3 separate regions of the Homo sapiens genome follow, and regions 2 and 3 are each linked to region 1. A link is a loop called in an ENCODE intact Hi-C map of the cell type or tissue named here. Cell type or tissue: heart left ventricle. All regions are shown on one strand. Each heading gives the region's core, and the rest is flanking DNA. Links, peaks and the distances in the headings are about the cores only.

The links. Hi-C counts contacts between places; a loop is a spot of excess contacts. Peaks named below come from ENCODE experiments on the same cell type or tissue, not always from the same donor. Only the 100,000 strongest peaks of a DNase experiment are listed, where the experiment ranks them.
Region 2: it touches region 1 in a loop (2.6-fold over the local background); 16 of 110 quality-filtered maps call a loop at or near these places.
Region 3: it touches region 1 in a loop (2.2-fold over the local background); 9 of 110 quality-filtered maps call a loop at or near these places.

The regions. Positions count from the first base shown.
Region 1 is chr5:66,827,140-66,833,698 of GRCh38, reverse strand. The region is part of intron 3 of MAST4 (microtubule associated serine/threonine kinase family member 4); the gene reads right to left. Among named protein-coding and RNA genes, the nearest start is that of MAST4-AS1, 170 kb to the left of the region's middle. RefSeq lists an enhancer at 3,467-3,968. In heart left ventricle, for the core only: CTCF peaks have their summits at 2,691 and 2,890 (motif pointing right); DNase peaks (open chromatin) are centred at 4,438 and 4,958; H3K4me3 peaks cover 3,106 bases; H3K27ac peaks cover 2,966 bases.
Region 2 is chr5:66,969,368-66,975,926 of GRCh38, reverse strand. The region is part of intron 4 of MAST4 (microtubule associated serine/threonine kinase family member 4); the gene reads right to left. Among named protein-coding and RNA genes, the nearest start is that of MAST4-AS1, 32 kb to the left of the region's middle. In heart left ventricle, for the core only: no CTCF peak of the experiment used is centred there; no DNase peak of the experiment used is centred there.
Region 3 is chr5:66,984,782-66,991,340 of GRCh38, reverse strand. All of the region lies in intron 4 of MAST4 (microtubule associated serine/threonine kinase family member 4), which reads right to left. Among named protein-coding and RNA genes, the nearest start is that of MAST4-AS1, 16 kb to the left of the region's middle. In heart left ventricle, for the core only: a CTCF peak has its summit at 3,185 (motif pointing left); no DNase peak of the experiment used is centred there; H3K27ac peaks cover 101 bases.

The DNA of each region.
Region 1 (6,559 bases), core at 1,006-6,005:
CATGAAAATTAAAATTCACATTAATCTCTAATAAGCAGAAGAATGTGTGCAAAATAAAGAAAGGATATTGTAGGTAAACGGGATACATGCAGTTTGGAGGTTCCAAACACTGGGAGAACAGGTTATGAAACAGGAATCTGGAAGGCAAAGATTTAGAGATGAGACCTGAAAGCAAGACTGTGGCTAAACTCACAGTATGCATTTTTAGCCTACCCTGGAGTAGATCAGGAAAAGTCATAGGAGGATCTTACACCAGGGCAGTGATATGGACTCTGGGCTAAAAAGCAGGATGAATAGGAGATGGGTCTGGGTTCAGTGGGGTACCAGACATTTCCAAAATCCAGGTGTGCAAGAAGTTAGGCCTAGCCTCTAGACATACTTTGATGGTAGAATTGACAGGGTTTGGTGACAGGAGTCAAGAGATGGAGAAATCAAAGGTGGGAACTAGAATGACTTGGAGAATTGCTGTTTCACTGACCAAAATACAGAGATGACAACGTTGTGGTTTATTAACAATTACACCAGAGAGCCAAAAGGTGCAAAAGAGGAGCTAGTAAACAAATTTGTTTATTTTACAGTTAAAATCCACTCTTAGAGTATAAAATAGAATTTTTTCTGAACACAAGATTTTGAGGACATGCCATTTTTATCCCCTAAGGATCAGGAAATAGAAACTACAGTACTATATCTATTTCAGAGGCAGAAATTGAACTCCTCCAATGGGTAAGAAACACCACTCGGATATGGCATTGATTTGTCTAATAAACTAAGGACCCACAACTGCAAAAAGTTCATTTGCCATCTGGATACTTCCTGTCCCAAAGAAGTCTCAATGTCTTTCTGGAATTGCTGAAGAACAAAAGTGCTTTATCCCAAAGATGAATTAATATTATCATAAATGTTTCTATTATAATCTTCCAACTAGACTTCTTCCCTATAGCCAGTCAGAGTCTTCAAATGAATATAGACAGAGTAATACTCCCATGTAATGATCCTACTATTGAATTTCAGGTAAAGTGTAAACATACCCATAATTATATTAAGGTTGAGACAGAAGAAACATTGAGACATTGTGACTTGAATATACATTCATGCACCATGAGACAGAGGCAGATTGATGCTCAGTTAGAACATAAGAATCTATCTGCTATTTTGCTTCCTAAAATTGAATTCTAGACCAAGGCCAGCGGAAAATCAGAGCCTAGGCCAGCGTAAGAATGTTATCTTTTTGTTGTTGTTTTAAATAAGGTGGGAAGGGCAGGGGACAGGGGTGGGGGGTGTGCAGTCGGGTTTAGAAGAAAGAGAAGCAAACCAAACAAAAAAAAACCTAAACACACTCACAGATCTAGAAGTCTAAACAATAAACATTTCATTGCTTTTCGTTGATGTTTAACTGCATCATAGAGGAAATTTGGGGAAAACATTTTTTCACATTCTAGCTGCACGTGAGAGTCTGGAAGTGGATGGAAATGGTAATATTTAATTGGGGGGCGTGTGTGGGGAGGTGATCATGAGAAGATGATGCCAGGCAGAGCAAAGCACCAGAGGATGGCAGGAAAGGCATCGTCAGCCGCTCTGGGATGCCCCTCTCTTTTAGTAAGTCATGCCTGCCTTACGATGCCTATTGTTCATTGTTCTCCAGCCTTAGGATCTATCACATTAGGGATAGGGATACTTTCATTAAAACAAATAAAGAGAAACATATAACAGAAATCACTGAAACAATTAATTTCCCTGACAGTTAAAAAATATGATCCACGTATGAGGAATATTAGGCCCAAAAGGAACCAGTTATCCCTTGATGAATTAGACCTGTCTAGAAATTCAAATTGCCCAAAGTACAAGGTCGGCCCAAGCCCATCCATCCATCAGAATTTCCTATGTTTTGAGATGCAATCTGAAAAGTTTTCTAGATTCTAACACTAGAAACCACTGGGGCTGCTTTCTCTCATTCTCATTTCAAAGGCAGTGATTGAAGTGCTATCAGTAGTACTGGAAATATGAATACAGTCCATAGAAAAGATGGAAAAGTGCAGTCACTTAAGATGAACAACTCAGTTGTGCTGCCATTTTATGAGCTTGTCATGATTTGAGAAATTATATGTTCTGACTGAAAATAATTTTTCAAAGTCCAAATTTTAAAAACACCACTAATAGTCTCGTGTTTTAAAAACTAGAGGTACTGAACTTTTTAAAATTGGTCCTAAATACATACTGCATCATTTTATACTAAACACATAATACATTATTGTAAAATTAGATTTGAGAATTAGAATAGTGTATACTCCAGATTTTTGACACTGGGCTTTAAGTTAAAGAGCTGGTTTGTCTCACATACTATGTATCTATTCAATGCACAGATGCTTTTAAAAATAATGTAAACTCCCCTATATTAGCCTGTCATAATGATCCCTGTAAATAAATGTTTACTAGGTTTACTGATAACTGTTCTAACTTAAGGACAAATTCAGACAACAAACATGGTGTATAAATACAACAAGTTCATTTCATAAGCAATGATATGGAATGTTATAGAGAATAGAAATCATCCCTTGGTTTTCAACAATATTTATTGGGTTCCTCCTAGATGCTAGTACATTTATTATATGACCCTTAACTTTAAAGAACTCAACTCTACCCATCTACTTATTTAGTACACTCAAAAGTCATATATTACAGTATGCATTTTACAGAATAATACACAGACACCAAGAGGGTGTGTCAGGATTACCTCACAACACAGGATTGGAGCCAGGAATAGAGATATGCAGGTTTCAGCCTAGCTTTACTAACACAGGTATACCTCATTGGCAGGTTCAAATGTTCCACATAGCTATCTATATTTGTAAATTAATTTTATTCTTAAATTCACTAGGTGGCGTTACTCTTATGAACTCTACAGTGACATGTGTGGTAATACAAATACATAAAGTGTGTATTCTGTAAATAGTTTCCCTACAGTGGAATTTCTAAAAACAGCTACTCTATGTAATGTCTTTCTTTAAATGTTAGATGCAATGGGAGTAAAAGCAAAATAGGTTTTGTATTAAGCCACAGTAAAGTTGTAACCATGAAGTGGCAGAACTTTCAAGCACTTTTATGTTGTTATTTTTCACAGCATGAAGACTTATCTCATCCAGAAGAGAAAATATTCCTTATCCATTATACAGAGGACGGCAGGTGTAGAAAAAGTATATTAAGTACAATAAAAACCTAGCACTCTAATAATATATTAGCAAGTATTCCTTTGTTTTGTAGCAAATATTTTAAATAGAAAATAGCTCCATTATTTTAATTAATGAAAAATAATGATTCCTTTATTTCTAAAATTAAAGGCCCATGAAAACCATGCCCCTCACAAGCACTATATGCTTCAACTATCTCCTCTGAAGTTGTGATAACAGACATATTACAGAAATAACAAAAACTTAAAAAAGGAATTTCTTCTGAAAAACATTTTCAGATCATTTAAAATGAATTAAAGGAAAGAGAAAACTCACAGAAGAATTACTATCCAGTCACTAATAATCTGAACTATTCAGAGTTTAACAGAGTTAATCATCTTTTTAACAAAGAGCCTTTCCATATTTAACAACTGACCCCAAAGAGGACGTGGACACAAACAGCTGTGCATTACCAGAACTTTATAGAGGTGATGAAAACAAAGAAAAGGAAATCCACAGCAGTGACTAACCACACTGTGCATTCAAAAACAATGACCACACTGAAATTCATTAAGGAGGTAGTCTGTTTACTTAGGTTTGAACAATAGATGGTATGTAACCCCAACTTCTCTAATCCCTCTTTTGTTTAGCTGCAAATAATCCTTTCGTTGCCTATATTAATATTATAGTAATATGAATATTAGTATTAATAATTGATACTTAGAACAAAAAGCAGACAGCTAGACCAGCTGAAATTCAAAGACTTAATATTAAGGAAACATTTCTAAATGTGCTGTATATTCTGTATTCCAAGCATTTTTTTTAATATCAAAATAATATATAAGAGTTTAACAATGGCTAATGATTAGATTCTTTCACAAAGAAAAATATCACTTATATACAGGACAAAGAGTTATGCAGGAGTTAACCATACTAATGTTGAACATACTTATGTTCTGGCTTCCTTAAACTTATAAACTGCCAAGCAGATGTTTTGTTGTTGTTGTTTTTTCCAAGTTTTCTGATTTGCCAAGTTTTAACTCAGAATGTATTTGTACAATAAAGTCAGAGTAATTTCATCAGAGAAACTTGGGTACAAAAAAGCAAGGCAGTGAGTTACATATCTTTTCTCATCTCAACATAAACAAATTACAGCAAACTTTGAGCTGCCAGCAAAAACTTTCATTTCACTGACGGGGAAAATTCCCAGCAGCTGCACACAACTGCAAGGCGATCAGACAGATGCCGCCGAGCGGAGGTTGATCCCGACACAAAACTGAGTCCTGCGTTCCCAGAATTGAAAGGAGTTGCTACCCCTCGACAGACTTCCCAGACACTTGACGGCATGCCAGATCAGTGCATCAGCTGTCACTGCCAGCCACAATTTAACTATTCTTGAATAACCAGTAGAAAAACAAACCACCAAAGTGTCAAACTAAAAGTCATATCTATTGTCTCTGACAAAAGCAGCTTCCTCACTGAACCCTGTGATGTGTCATACCTGTAACCAGAAACTCCGTATAGCGTTGCCATGTAGATACTAAGAATTATGCACATATTCGTGCCCAGTAAAGGAATGACAAGGGAACTTTGAAATCCTCAATGGCTGGCCACTGACAATGCTACATGTCAAGAATGGAGCAGTCTCCTACCTGGAGCCCTCTTCGTCTTAGAATGCTGGACTCATCCATCTCACCCTCTGCTTTCTCTGAGCCTCTCACAACAGTCTAGCCATGCTGTACTACCTCTACTTCAGCACGCTAATTCAGAGCCCGGCAGCTGCTAAACACTTACATCACGCTCTAGCTGATTGGAGCCCGGAGTCAGCTGGTCCAGCTTAGTTATTCACTCCAGCAACTTCGGAGATCACGGATGCTTGCAGTTCGGTGGGAGAGAGCAGCAAGTGGGCTCAGACACCTAATGCATTTATCCAGGTGGAGGAGGCTCTTGCTATTAGACAGGAAATCGTGAGATCCTTGTTTTCTCTTCTTCAGAATGCTGGCTGTGGCATTTCAGGAGACCACTAAATGGCTTTCGGCAGTAGCTTTGGGTCAAGCCCCATCTGAAGCAACTATAAGGTCACAGTGGCTAAGTAAATCAGCGGTGACAGACACCTCTGTAAAAGGCAGCCGCTGACTGGGATGGTGAAAAACTAGGGCACAGCTGGTCAGCCAAGCAGCACCACTATGCCTGGCGCTCATCTCTTCCAAAGGCATCAAAGAAAACAAAAATGTAGCAGAACACACATGCTGCCTGCAAACCTGAAAACGGAGGGCTCAGGGCAGCTGCTCTCCAGCCACCAAACCCTTTACACCTCCCAGCATGAAAGCCCATTCATTTACATAAATACCTGCCCTTCAGTTCCTACTAGCTCAAAGACAGAAACAGTTTAATTTCCCTCATGATAATAACTTAGTTCTGCTGATACCTGACCAAAATGTAAAAAGGTTGGGTGGAGGGGATTCTAAGAGCCATCATTAGTTGGAATATTTAACCTATGTATAGTGTATAAGCAGCTAAAGAAAAAATTCCCATCGTGCAATTTCACAGTCTGTCTCAGCTTGTTTACTCCGTTCATCCTCATCTTATCTCAATTGAAAGCAACCAAGAGATGAATATTAAGTTTTCATTACTGGCATGGCACAGGAGTAACAACATACGACACTACCAATTCATAATAAATTATTCCTCCTTGGTGTCTATTCTAAAGATATTTAAATTGAGAGAATAGTTTGATCCTGAGAGAGATACAAGGACCAACTGTACTTTGTCTAAGAACGACCTCTTTCACTCTATCCATTAGAATAATTATTTTTCTTGAAAGTTAGGAAGACAGGTATAAACATTTTTTTAAATCACTAACTCCTGGATTTTACTTAACCCAGTTATCTAGTGATGTTTAAATGTGGGAGAGGGGAAGGAAGTGTCTAGTGGTTCCCTACCCATTCACCTGCTATTCCACTGGTTTTCCATCTCTTTCTGTCTGTCAACACACTAATACGCTTGCTCTCAATTGATTAGATTATGTCATTAAAAATAGCTCAGGGATTTATGAATCTAACCACTGAGGAAAATTGATTGCATTTTATGTTCCCAAACGGTCTTTGCATATATCTCCAGACATACAAAGAGGAGCCTGTCAAGAAATGCCACCCCAGCAGAGAAGGGTGTCAGGGTGTTTTTCCACTTAGGCATGTTGATTTGATACCACTTAAGGAAGAAAACCCCAGAGAGTTTTTAGCTCTCGCTTATATGTGGAGGAGTAATATCATCTCTAAAGCAAAATACAGCACAAAAACTGGTCATTCTTCAAGTCAAAGTGTATCAACGAATTCTAGCACAAATGAATTTTTAAAAAAGATTTTTAAAACTACGTTTTTTGTTTAAATCAAAGG
Region 2 (6,559 bases), core at 667-5,666, 140 kb before region 1:
GCCTCCTGGGTTCAAGCAATTTTCATGCCTCAGTCTCCTGAGTAGCTGGAATTACAGGTATGCACCACCAAGCCCAGCTAATTTTTGTATTTTTAGTAGAGAAGGGGGTTTCACCATATTGGCCAGGCTGGTCTTGAACTCCTGACCTCAGGTGATCCACCTGCTTCGGCCTCCCAAAGTGCTGGGATTACAGGCATGAGCCACCGTGCCCGGCCTAAACAGCATTTAAACAGGGAATACATCCCTGGACTGTGGGAAGCAGGACTGGTCATGTTCTGACTCTCTCACTATTTTTCTCCTTTAAGGATGCCCTTGTGTTTCTACCTTACACACACTTGTCCTTAATCTCTCCTGCCACAGTGGTCTGTCTTTTTTAAACTATCATGATGAGCACTCTGTGAGCACTGGTTCTAGTCACTAGGAGGAGGCAGGGGGCCACAGTGAAAGGCGCACTGGGCTCAGAGTTGGAAAAGCTGGTTTAAGTCACTGGGCTCCCTTACTCCTGGGCTCCTTCTTCTGTAACATGAACGTGAAAGTGCTCACCACACTGTCCTCACTTTGTCATTTCAGGGTCCCAGGAAAAACAAGAGAATGCAGTTTACCACTGCATTTGCTTCCTGCAGCAGCTGTAACAAATGACAGCAAACTTGTTGGCTTAAAACAATAGAGATATATTCTCCCAGTCTGGAGGCCAGAAATCTGAAATCAGTGTCAAAGGGCTGAAATCAAGATGTCAATAGGCCAGGCTCCCTGTGAGGCTCTCAGGGAGAATCTGCTCCTTGCATCTTCTGGCTTCTCTGTGGGCCAAATCCCCCTTGGCCTCTCTCACAAGGGCACTTATGATTGAATTTAGGAACTATTGAGATAATCCAGGATAATCCCCCCATCTCAAAATCCTTAAATTAATCACATCTGCAAAGACTCCTTTTTTCCTAAGTAAGGTAATGTTTACAGGTTTCAGAGGTTAGAACCTGATATCTTTGGGGCCACCATTCAGCCCATGACATACATCAGCTATATTAAGTGTTAATGCACAATTCCCAACCCATACTCTTAATTCTTATCATCTCAGCTAGAATAGAAATTCTCTGAAAATAAGAAACAACTCTTATACTTTGCAAATCCCATGAAAGCTTTCAAGGTATTATGTACAGAACAAATAGTTATTTTTTTCCATTTAGAAAATAAAACCCTTACTCTACTCAATTTTTAGTGGCCAGCATTAGATTCCATGGTAAAAAGTTCTAACATAGTCAAGTGTTTCATTTTTTATTTCTAAAATGGCCAAACCTTCTGTTCAGAGAAGCTGGAGACGAAGGAAATGCATCATAAAATGTTTCCACTGTCCGTGACAAGTGCCTTGCAGTGAGTGTCATTTGTAACGCGTTGTTAGTAATACTTCTGAATACTACCAGAACCCAAAGGCAGGAAAACTACTAGAAGCAAAATTGCAACGAACTCCAGACAAACATCTGTAAACCCCTTGCAGTCAGTCTGATTCATCTCAGTGTCATGAAATAGAAAAGCAGTGGCAGCTCATCTGGAAAAGCTTGATGTAGGCTCAAGGTGGGGATGAATTCGTTCATTCATTCATTTCTATAACAAGTAGTTGTTGAGGTCACATTATGTGCCAGATACTAGGGACTCAATGATAACCAAAATAGGCAAATCCCTTGTAATTTGTAGGTTTCATGCTAGTTGGGTAGGATAAATAAACAAATAAATAAATGTTATATATCAGGTGAGATATTCGCTATAAGAAACATCATGAAGCAGTCCAAAAGATGGTGGTGGTGTTCTCATAGAGTGGCCGGGGAAGGCCTTTGATACAGTAACATTTACTATAGATGCTAAGGAAGTGAAGGAGAGCGCCACTCAGGTATCATTTCAGTGTTCCTTTAGCTGCTCTGGACAGCTAGAACATCCTGTGCCAGAAAGTGAGGAGGTGCTCAAAGATTAATTGCATCATGTTAAAAGGACCCAGGAGCCAGCTTAAAGAGCTTCTGCTTCCCACTGATGAATTTTAGGACAACTTGACCAACAAAAAGAGGAATGCTGGTTATAGATTACTACACATCAAATATGTATTTGTCTTCCATTTTATTCTATAGAAAAATGTATGAGTCAATCTTCCTAAAAATGAAGGGAGAGAAAGGAGGGAATATTCTTCAACTGAAGAACACCAATTAATAGAAATAAACAACTGTGACAAACAGCAATGTAATAAATGATTTGAGCAAGGTCATCAATGAAAGCAAAAACCACTGGGTGAAATCTTGTTGTGAAGAGTATATTCATATGGACTAAAAATTTTACCCCAGAGATTACTTAATAAGGTAAAGGCATAGTCACCATAAAGGGAAAATCTGGCAGACACCAGCTTTTGGACTTCCTGGTGTGATGCTATGAGGAGGACATCATCACCTGTTCTTGGCAAATATGTTTAACCTGAATCTAAAGATGACAAAGCCATCAGATAAACTGAAATTGTGGGATGTTCAACAGAAAAGTTGTCTAGTACTGAGGGAAGAAGAAAGACAGTATAACTTTCTCAATTGAAGGAGACTAAAGAAAGAGATACAACAACTCAATGGAACATATGATCTTTAACTGGATTCTGACATAAAAAAAAAAAAACTTTCACAGACACATTTTTTGAAACAGCAGGAGAAAGCTGACATAGCCCATATAATGATGTTCAATTTTAACGCCATAATAATAATATAGTTATATAGGAGAATATACTTATTCTTAGGAGATACATGCTTAAGTATTTAGGGGTGAAGTGCCTGAATGTCTGCAAATTACTCTCAAATGGTCCAGGAGAAAAAAATGTTTAAATACATCTAGGGGCTAAGAGAGAAGGAAGGGGAGAAAGAGCAAATGTGGCAAGTGTTAACTGGTGAATCAAGATGAACATGGTCGTACAATTTTTTCAACTTTTTAAAAACAGGTTTGGGATTTAAAAAAAAGTTGAAGGGGTAGGAAGAGAGTATTTTAGAAACAGGGAATAATCAGCCCTGACACAGGAACATGCTTGAAGTGCTCAAGAAAAGGCAGAGTCCAATGAGGCTAGAGGGAATGAGTGAGACACGGCAGGAAGCCGGATCACGGAAGACAGTGGGCATCCACTGGAAGGTTCTGAGCAGGAGCAGCTCACACCCCACAAAAATCACTCTGAGAGCTGGATGGAGACTGATCATAGGAGGGCAAAGGTTGAACTAAAGCAGGAAGACATGCTAGAAGGCTACTACTACACAAATCTAGGGATAAATGGCAGCGGCTCAGACTAAGGTGGGATAGGAGAGGTGGTCAGCATCGCATATTGAGAAGGCAGAATCAACAGGACTTCCTAGTGGATGATGGCACATGCCCCCAAATCTACACATGTGCACACTGCAAAGATTTTTTAAAGGGAAGAATTACAGGTGGCTTTTGACTCAGAGCTTGATTAAAGTTGAGCCAAACTTGTATTTTATATAAAGAGGAGAGAAAAAAACAATACCACTGTGAGAAAGTAAATGTTCTTCTCAATGTGGGGTATCTCCATAATGTTTTATTAACTGGAGCCAGTAATGATTCAGCTAAGCAAACTGTCAGAGAAATAAGTAGAAAAGCCTAAGAATCCATGAAATTTAGCTCACGTCTTTTTCACCCGAGACTATTAGTACAGCTCTCCCAGTTTCATAATACCTCATCATTCACTATCACTTCAATTAGAATAGGCAACATCCTTGATACAAAGGTCAGGTTTTATAGTTCATTTTGAATGCTGGGTTGCAAGAATGGTATGACACTAATAATAACAAAACAGAACACTCTTCTTGGAACATTTCACATACATTGCCTAGTTAATTCTTACACCACCTCCAAGAGGCATTATTATCTATGTTACTGCTGGAGAAATGACTTTTTTTTTTAAAGTTTTCGCATTTGTATTACTCCTTTTACTGAGGCATCTCTGAGTTTCACATTATCATCACCATCTTATGCTCTCCAAGAAATCACAACTTAATTCTCATATCAACAGGGTGGGTGTTAATGGCTGTATCCATATTTTAAATGTTGGAAATAGGATTTTTAAAATGATGTGAAATGTGTTTTTCTCCTGTCACAAAGAAATGCCTTAACAAAATGGAACATAGGATATAACTTTCCCCAACACACACATACACATGCACCCACACACAGCAAAGTAAATTTTTATTCACCTCAAGAAGATCTACTAAAAAAAGATAACTGTTAAGCCTCCATAGAATAATTTCAATATATTCAAAAACAAAAATTTAATAAGTTACTTAAGTAAAGTAGTCACAATATGTGGCCCAGAAAAGACTACACAGTAATCAATCATCTTGAGCTGTGAGGCCCAAAGAAATGTTTAAGAGTAGATAGTATCAAGAAAGTGTCCGGGCTCCTTGCAAACGGGGTGAGGAATCCTTACTCAGGCCTGAAGAGGCTGGTTTCCTAAAAGGGCTCCCAGAGCCCTCTGAATAACACCGCAATGGTGAGAACACTGTCACCCCCAGGGAAGTAGCAGGCTGGCCCAGGCTGAGGGAACAAGGCACAGGCTGCTCAGACTGGAGTTGCTGGGGCCCACGGCCTGATTTCCAAAGCAAACCCAATTTAACCTTTTTTTGCATCACCTAGGCTCTGTCTAAAACAAAATTTTAAAAAAGTAATATCGGGCTCCACAAGTCAAAACATGCTCCTTATACCCATGAATGCACTCTTAACAGAGGACTAAAACATCTAGGGAACCAAGCAAGAAAGCTCCAGACACAGTAACAAATCCACCTGCCAGTAAATGGAATCTTACACTGTGAATGCAAATGAAAATGACCACAAATTGAAGTCCCGAAGAAATAGAGGCACAGGCTCTCCAACCAGATGCTTGAGCTTGAACCAGACCAGGTCACTTTCTAGACATTGGGAAGAGGGCATAATCTGTTGGTCAAACCTGGAGGTTTTGAAAGTGAAAGGGGAGTGCTTTTGAGCATCACACTGGAAAAAAAGGCATACATCAATCCGCATCTGGGCAAACTGAGATGTGTGGGCTCCATAGATAAATCTGTCTCTGTGCCTTAGTTTTAACATCTGTAAAATGAAGACAGTACCTGCCTCCCAGCCACAGGGTGAAAACTGTGTGAGTTAACATACGTGCAGCACTAAGAACAGTGCCAGGCATGTAGCAAGCTCCCATCAATGCTGGACACTAAGCCGCTGCACATGCAAATATCTAGCTTAGTAATTTCTGCCTTTAACTCAAGTCAGTAGACAAAACAGAAAAGTTAATGTGAAAAGGTGAGTGCATAGATAAAAAACACAAACCATCATGACAAACAACATGGCCCTGGAATGGCTGTCTGGGCCTGGAACATGTAGGTGTCTATACATGGATGAGTCAAGGCGCTGCAGAGACTCAGCTGTGCCAAGACCCCACGGACCTAAAAGCTCTGCTTGCCATCTGACCTCACAAGACTTCATCCCCTAGGTTCTGCAAGTTTATAGAAGATGAGCTTATAATACCCATTTTAAAAATACTATATTTCAGAAAAATCAAAGGAAACAACCTTTCTGCAGTAAGTTTATTATGCTTGCCCTTCCCCATTACTGCTACCCACTTGAAGTCTCCTACCCCACCCTGTCCTCCTCTGGAGCACCGCACACACATCCTCTTTCTTACTAAGCAAGGGAAGCCTCCAGGTGGTGGCACTGGCAGAAACCAGCAAGGGTAGGGTGGAGGGAAGTGCTAAGTGGCCTGTCCACACCACCCCAGTGACAGCTGAGACTGCCAATCTTCCTCATCTCTCCCCAGCCCCACACCCACAGGGCTGGCACCGTGTTCATAATCAGGCTCATCTCTGCTTGGCTGAGCCATTCCTAAGAGTGCCTGCATGACACAGATTTGATCCTATATGACAATTCAGAAATAAAATTCCAGGAATTCATTAAACCATCACATTCACAAAAGCACAGGAACTGGTGTCTGTAGAGTACAAAGAAATTACCATCTGGTACGAGCATCTTCAGATTTTTTCAATGTTCTCCACAAAGTGAAAGGCGGAAAAATAGAATAAAAAAGACAAATGGGACCTCTCATTGTAAAAAGCGAAAGAAACTAAAAGGGTTTAGTGGTTTAGCCGTCAGGTGACTTTCCCAGTCTTACAGGTTCCCTGTGAAAAGGAGACACAAAATCACAACATACTGCCATGTGTTTGGTAAATGCCTATGATGTCTGCCCCTCACCATGGCAACAAGTGAAGTGAGGGGGATTCAGGCAGCCATGGATACCCAGTAACCTTTCCAAGCAGCAACAGGACAAATAGGCCAGCTCTTGGCAAAATGGGACTAGGTGAGAATTACGCTGGATGCCCTCCCTGTTAAGGTGCTGTCTACCTTTCCTGCCCATCACTCTTAGGACCACCATATGCTCCATTCTTGCTCACAAAAAGTTATTGCACTAAAACCCCATAAGCTACTGTTCTTACATTGCCAGCGAGGTAGGGGATTCATAGATAAAGACAATGAGCGTTCAAGAAGTTTAACACTTGCCCAG
Region 3 (6,559 bases), core at 463-5,462, 160 kb before region 1:
ATGTAAGTATCCAAACAAGGGCAATTTTCGAGGAGAAAGGAAAAAGAACTCTTGGTTCTTTTTTGGCATTTCGTAAATATGAGCCATACCAAAACTACTGAATTTTTTTCAACTTGCTACTCTCCAAGGGAAGCAAATGAAAGAACAAGTGGGAAACAGTGAACAAATGAATAGACCAGAATATGCAAACCAGCCAGCCAGTTTTTCTAATGGCAAAGTATCAGCAGACTGTTTCATGCCTGTAGTCTCTGTAACATCCCTTCTCTCAAACCACTGATACTTCAGAGCAGTTTAGGACAGAATTTCTTCTTTGAGTGTGGTAGCAATTTAAGGTCCTAAATTTCAGAGTCATTATTTTTGAGAAGCTTTCACTCAAATAATTCTGAACCTATTTTTTTAATCCAAAGAATCAGCCTTTCATAGGGAATAACTAAATTCATAACTATTTCTCTAAGAAATAGTCCAATAAATAAAACTATATCTGTTTCCCCAAAGAAATCACATGTACTCTATCTGTCAGATTCCAGGAAACTCTAGAACATATTTACACCTATAAGCTTACAAGTCAAGTAACTTAAGAAAAAGTCTCATAGAGAAACATGACCAGGTAAGTTTATCAACAACTGAGACAAGTAATACAGAATGCTCATATGACTCTTTAAATTTGAATATAAACTAACTTAATACATAGCTTTTTTGTGATGGGGAGACAAGGCTTCTGTCTCCCAGGCTGGAGTGCAGTGGCATGATCGTAGCTCACTACAGCCTCGATCTCCCTGGATCAAGTGATCTTCCCACCTCACCCTCTTTGGTAGCTGGCACCACAGGCATATGCCACCACATCTGATTAATTTTAAAAAATTCTATGTAGAGACGAGGTCTCCCTATGTTTTCCCAGGGTGGTCTTGACCTCCTGGGCTCAAGTAATCCTTCTGCCTCAGCCTCCCAAAGTGTTAGGATTATGGGTGTGAGCCACCACACCCAACCTAGACTATATTTCTGAGGTTTATTATAGTTTCTAGTTCTGTGATCTTGGATAAGTTACTTAACCTCTAAGTACCTTAGTTTCCTATTCTGTAAAATGGGAATAGTAGTACTTACCTCATAGGACTGTTGCTAGGATAGTTAGTATTTTTTAAGTATTTAAAATTTCCAAACAAAATCAATAGTTTCTAAGGCCATATACATTTTTAAAGAGGTCTTTAAAAGAAAACAAGCATGAATAATAGAAATCCATCGATAATTCATAAATTTTATTTTATAAAATTAACTTCTTACCACACTGACTCTTCCATAGATCTGTCAACAGCTGGCAAATTCTAAGTCTCAATCCTCTGTGTCTCCCTGTGAAACCTGTGAGGGCTTGCCGGAGAGCACAGAAATGCCCTAAGGTGGAGATCAAGAATAAAGCTACAAAAGCACATTTCTCAGCTCATTTATTTATGTGTCTGGTCTCTGAATATTCTGCCATTGATTACAAATTTTAAAATTTAAAGAATGAGATGAAATAAAAATCCTTTAAAACAGAGATTTAAGATAGTTTTAAAGTTCCTTTATATTTTTACTAAATAAAACTACCATATTTTATATATTCTAGAAAAATGTTTTATTCTTCTTGGATTGAAAAAAAATTTTGCTTAGTGTGACTGTGTTGTTTATTGAAAATTCTTGGAAACTCCCTGAAGTTTGTCCAAAACTATATTTCTTTCTGTAAGGGAGCTGGTTTCAAAATGTCAGTGGGGAAAAAATTATGCTTCACCATATTCACAGGGCTCTGCTTGTTTGTGGATAGGGGTTTTGATCAAAGCCACAGACCTGCATTCCTGCTGTGCCTCCATTCCTGAATACCACAGACTCTGCCCAGTTTGCTTGAATGAATTCTGAGCTGCCACATGCCTCAGTGAGACAGTGAAAACTTCAACTCATCAATGACTGGGTCAAACCACTCTGAAGACAAGCAGCTCTCCCACGTGCTCAACACTAGGACTATTTCTGAAGCCTTGATGAGAATAACTGACTTCCTGAAGGGAAAGTAAGGAGCCTAAACCTGATTATGAGCAAGGAGGTATAAGGAGGGGCAGGTGCGGTTTGAAAAATGCTTCTGTGAATCCTAGAGAAGAGGCAGGATCCAAGGCCATTTAACAACGTGAAGGTCCTAGAAACTTACCTTTGGAAGCCCCATCTGACATACTACCAAACAAATTAAAACACACCAACATCCCACATTACCTTTTTTTCCTCTAAAATATAAGTATTTTATATTTTCACTTCAAATCTCAGTAATCCTCACACACACTGGGGAATTCTCATGAAGTACAAAGATCTAAAATAGAAATTATTTTCAAATACGTTTTTGTGAGCATTAAATTTAACAATTAATGAAGTTGGTATATTATGTTTACAAATATGTCTTATTTCCCTGAATAAAGCTGTAAGCCACAATCTGATTCTAGAAACGTTAAAATGTGAACCATGTATGTGTTCCTGGGTAAATTATGGTATAAATTTTGATTCTACAGTTTTCCTGTTGTAGTTTTCAACCAAAATATCTCTCATCTTTGTAGACTCAAACTTGTCAAAATTCTGTGAATGTCTCTTCGTGCTTGAGAAACTGGGCATAAGTGGAAAGGCAGTATTGTACAGTGCTTGAGAACATAAATCCTGGAGCCACTGCCCATGTTTTTAACCACAATATCAGTAGTTTCTAGTTCTGTGATCTTGGATAAGTTACTTAACCTCTAAGTACCTTAGTTTCCTATTCTGTAAAATGGGGATAATAGTACTTACCTCATAGGACTGTTGCTAGGATAGTTAGTATTTTTAAAGTATTTAAAACAGTGTCTAATATTCCAGAAATGTTAGTCATGTTACTGTTATTTTATACTAACAGATAAAATAGTTCTGGAAGAATCACTCACTTCCCCCAACAAAGCTGCTTGCCCATTGGAAGCTGTCTTGAAGGAACTGGTTGAACCCCAAATTTCAGGCAGATACACCCATATATCAAGCCCTGGTCCAATATCCTTAATTCTACCTTTTCCTTCCCAAAGTTTTTTCTCTAAAAGAGGAAGAAGGGTAATCCCAATGCTAAGGATAACCCCCTTCAGATTAAAGGTCAGTGACAGAATCAGAGAGATGAAGCACGTTTTCTTTCCCCAGAATAAATACTAGAGTCTCTTCCCTCTAGTGGCTGAAGTATACAATTACAATGCCCCCAGCCAACTGTCATTCTTAAAATCTGTTGTAATGGAAATAATTCAGAGGATGGTAAACTTAAGTGAAAAGTCAGCTTTAGGCCAGTGGAGAGCTAGGCACAAAACAACAAAACATTGAGTTTTTTTTAAAATAAAGCAGTATTAAACATTTGCACAGCGTCATAATTATTAACCTCAGCATCACAAAAAGAGCAACTTTAATTAAACGCAACCACGTTGTAACTATTTCACACTTCCATGTCCTAACTATAGTCAGTGTAATCCTAACTACAGTCAGTGTAATCCACATAATAAATAGCTTTTTGTTTCCCTAAGTTTTTTAATGGATGGGGCTCATTAGTTTATATAATCATCCCTAAAACTAGGACAGCACTAGCACTGTCACTCTGCAGTAAAATATTAATCCTACCAAACCAAATATTTGACATGATCTGTACGGCTTGAAATATTTTCCTTAAACCATTAACTTCTCAGTGGTATAGGGAGACAAAATAAAGAGAAAGAAAAATACCACATTTTTTCAGTACAGTTTTGTTACATAAGGAACATTTTACAAAGGAAACTGGATTTTCTTTAGGAGTATTGAAATTAAACACCATACTTTAGGGACCATTTCTCAGTCTGTTACTAGAGAAGTTTCTCTGAACCTGCAGAGCACCTAAAAAAAAAAGTAGAAAAAAATTACAAAAAAAAGGGTATTATAATTATTTTTGAGCAGTTTATGTCCTAAGCCATTTCAGGCATCCAGGCCTCCAGCTCATCTGAAAACTTCTGATTTTCAAAACACATTGCACATGACTCATCAGCATACTCTATATGCTAGATACTGATGAAGGAGGGTTACACCAAATCAACTGTAAAAGTGTGACTCCTTTTTCGTCTGTAAAGTCACTTAAGAAAGCAAAAACATGTCACCTTCAAGACACAGAAGAGCTTCTGAAAACAAGGCTCTCGTTTCTTTCACATAAACTTTACACATACTTATATACATATTTGACTTAAAAAAAAACCTCAGCTAAAATATGCCCATTAGAAAAACATTTATTCTTTCAGGCTATTAAATATACAAGCATTGAGGAAGATTTGCTCTAGCACATGCAACACCATGAAGAATCTAGTAAGTTTATATAATCTTACACTTCTTTAAGATTTTGAGAGATAAGAGCATACACATGTACATGCATATTTGTTTGAAACAAAATATAGACACGTTTAGCTGGACGTGGTGGCTTATGCCTATAATCCTGGCTTCTCAGGTGGCTGAGGTGGGAGCATTGCTTGAGGCCAGGAGGTCAAGACCAGTCTGACCAACATAGCGAGACCCTATCTCTAAAAAATAAAAAATTAGCCAGGCATGGTGATGTGCACCTGTAGTCCCAGCTACTCAGGAAGTGGGAGGATCAACTGAACCCAGGAGCTTGAGGCTGCAGTGAGCTATGATCGTGTTACTGCCCTCCAGCCTGAGCAACAGAGTGAGACCCTGTCTCAAAATAAATAAATAAATAAATATATATATATATATATAAATTCATACATATATATTTTTAATATATATATGTCTATATGGAAAGACAGAGAGAAAGTACTGGAAAGGAAACAATATGAGCTTTGGATATGTTTTATTTAATGTGGTGGCAATTCATCCAAGGGGTGATGTTCTCCCAGCATTTGGACACACAGGGCTAAAAATAAACAGAGAAAAAGACAGAGTGATATGATGCACATTTACAGATTTTCTTTCTAAAATAAAGAGCAAGTATTTCTCTGTGTAACAACATATGGATCCATACTTTCTATAAAAGTCAAGTCCCGCTTGGGCTCAGTTTCCCTTTCCAGACTCTGCACTTAACACTTCTTCCTTGCCCTTCCCAGCTCTGTGCTCCCCAGGGACCTGCCCTGCACTCTGCTCCCACTGTGACCCTGCCCTCCCCAGCAAGGGATGCCTCGCTACCTCCTCCTCTCTTCCTCATAGACAACTTTTCAAACTTCTACATCCTGGTGAAATGGAATTAGACAGAATTAATCCTCTTTCCTCTGGTCTGTTATTATATTACAGCTGTTTTTGTCTGTTTTCCTTGAGGGAAGGTCATGGGTCACCCATCTTGGTATCCCAGCCTCTACCGTGGGATCATTATTGGCAATCAATATATGTTTACAGGATGAATGAGTAGTTCTACACACTGTGCTGTCTACATGTAGATGACTTGAGTCTTTTTTAGAAGTAGGTGAGATGCAAGGAGTCAATGAAGCTCAGGTTTCCCTTGTTGCTATACCACCTGCTGGAGTTTTCACTACTATGCTAAATACATTGCCATTTTATTTTTTCTAATTCAACGACATAGGAAGCAGCCCCACATATGAAAGTTATTTTTACCTTCTCTGCCTTTGTTTTGATTCCCTTTCCCACCCCATACACCCTTGTTCCACTTACCCCAAAACCTAATCTTTCCTCTAAGCCCAACCTCGTATCTTACCTACTTCAAAGTCTCTTTCAGCTATACAGACACACACAAGCAGGCTACAGGTTAAAGGAAAATAAATAGGTAGGTTATAAAATCATTCCAGGCCTACTGCTCAGATAAGGCAGGCACTAAAAATAAACCTGATTTGGTAACAAAGAAGGGAAAGGCATCAAAAAGGAAAGTTCTTCCGTACCTTTCAAAGATCCAGAACTCCAATTTGCCCAGCAGGAAAATCTAGGGCCCCTCAAGCTGCTGGCATGTTAAGGGCCTTTGTCTTTGATTGAACATTTCTTCCAGCACCTGCATTCTACCTTCTACTCACCTACCTCTCCTGAACCCTCCCCAAAATGGTCCTTTAATTCCATGGTCTGTGCACAGATGGGCAGAGACCTTTCAGCATCTGACATTTCATATCCTCCTAATGAAGGATCAGCATCACTCCACACAGAAGACCACTCTCCTGTGTGAAACTCCTCCTTCATTCCGCTTCTTTGAAATCACCTGGCTGGTCTTCCTCCTAATCTCTGGTCATGCCTCCTCCAGATCCTCAGCATGATATTTCAATCTGCAGTGTCTCAGGAATCTGTCCTGAAGCTACTTCTCACTAGTTGACTTCATCCAGTCCCCTGGCCCTGTACACCACCTACTTTCCTAAAAGTCCCAAATTTACTTCTCCAGACCTAACTTCTCCTTAGAATTCCAGATTCCACATGAGTATCATATAAAGATCTCAAATTCAACACAAACAAAACAAAACTTTTAATTTTCTTCCACGATCCTGCTCCCCGCCCTCTCAAGTCTTCCCCACCTGTGTAAACAGAACCGTGATCTTCTGTTCATCCAGTGGACAATCTAGGACCCATCCTTGTTTTTGCTGTTTCC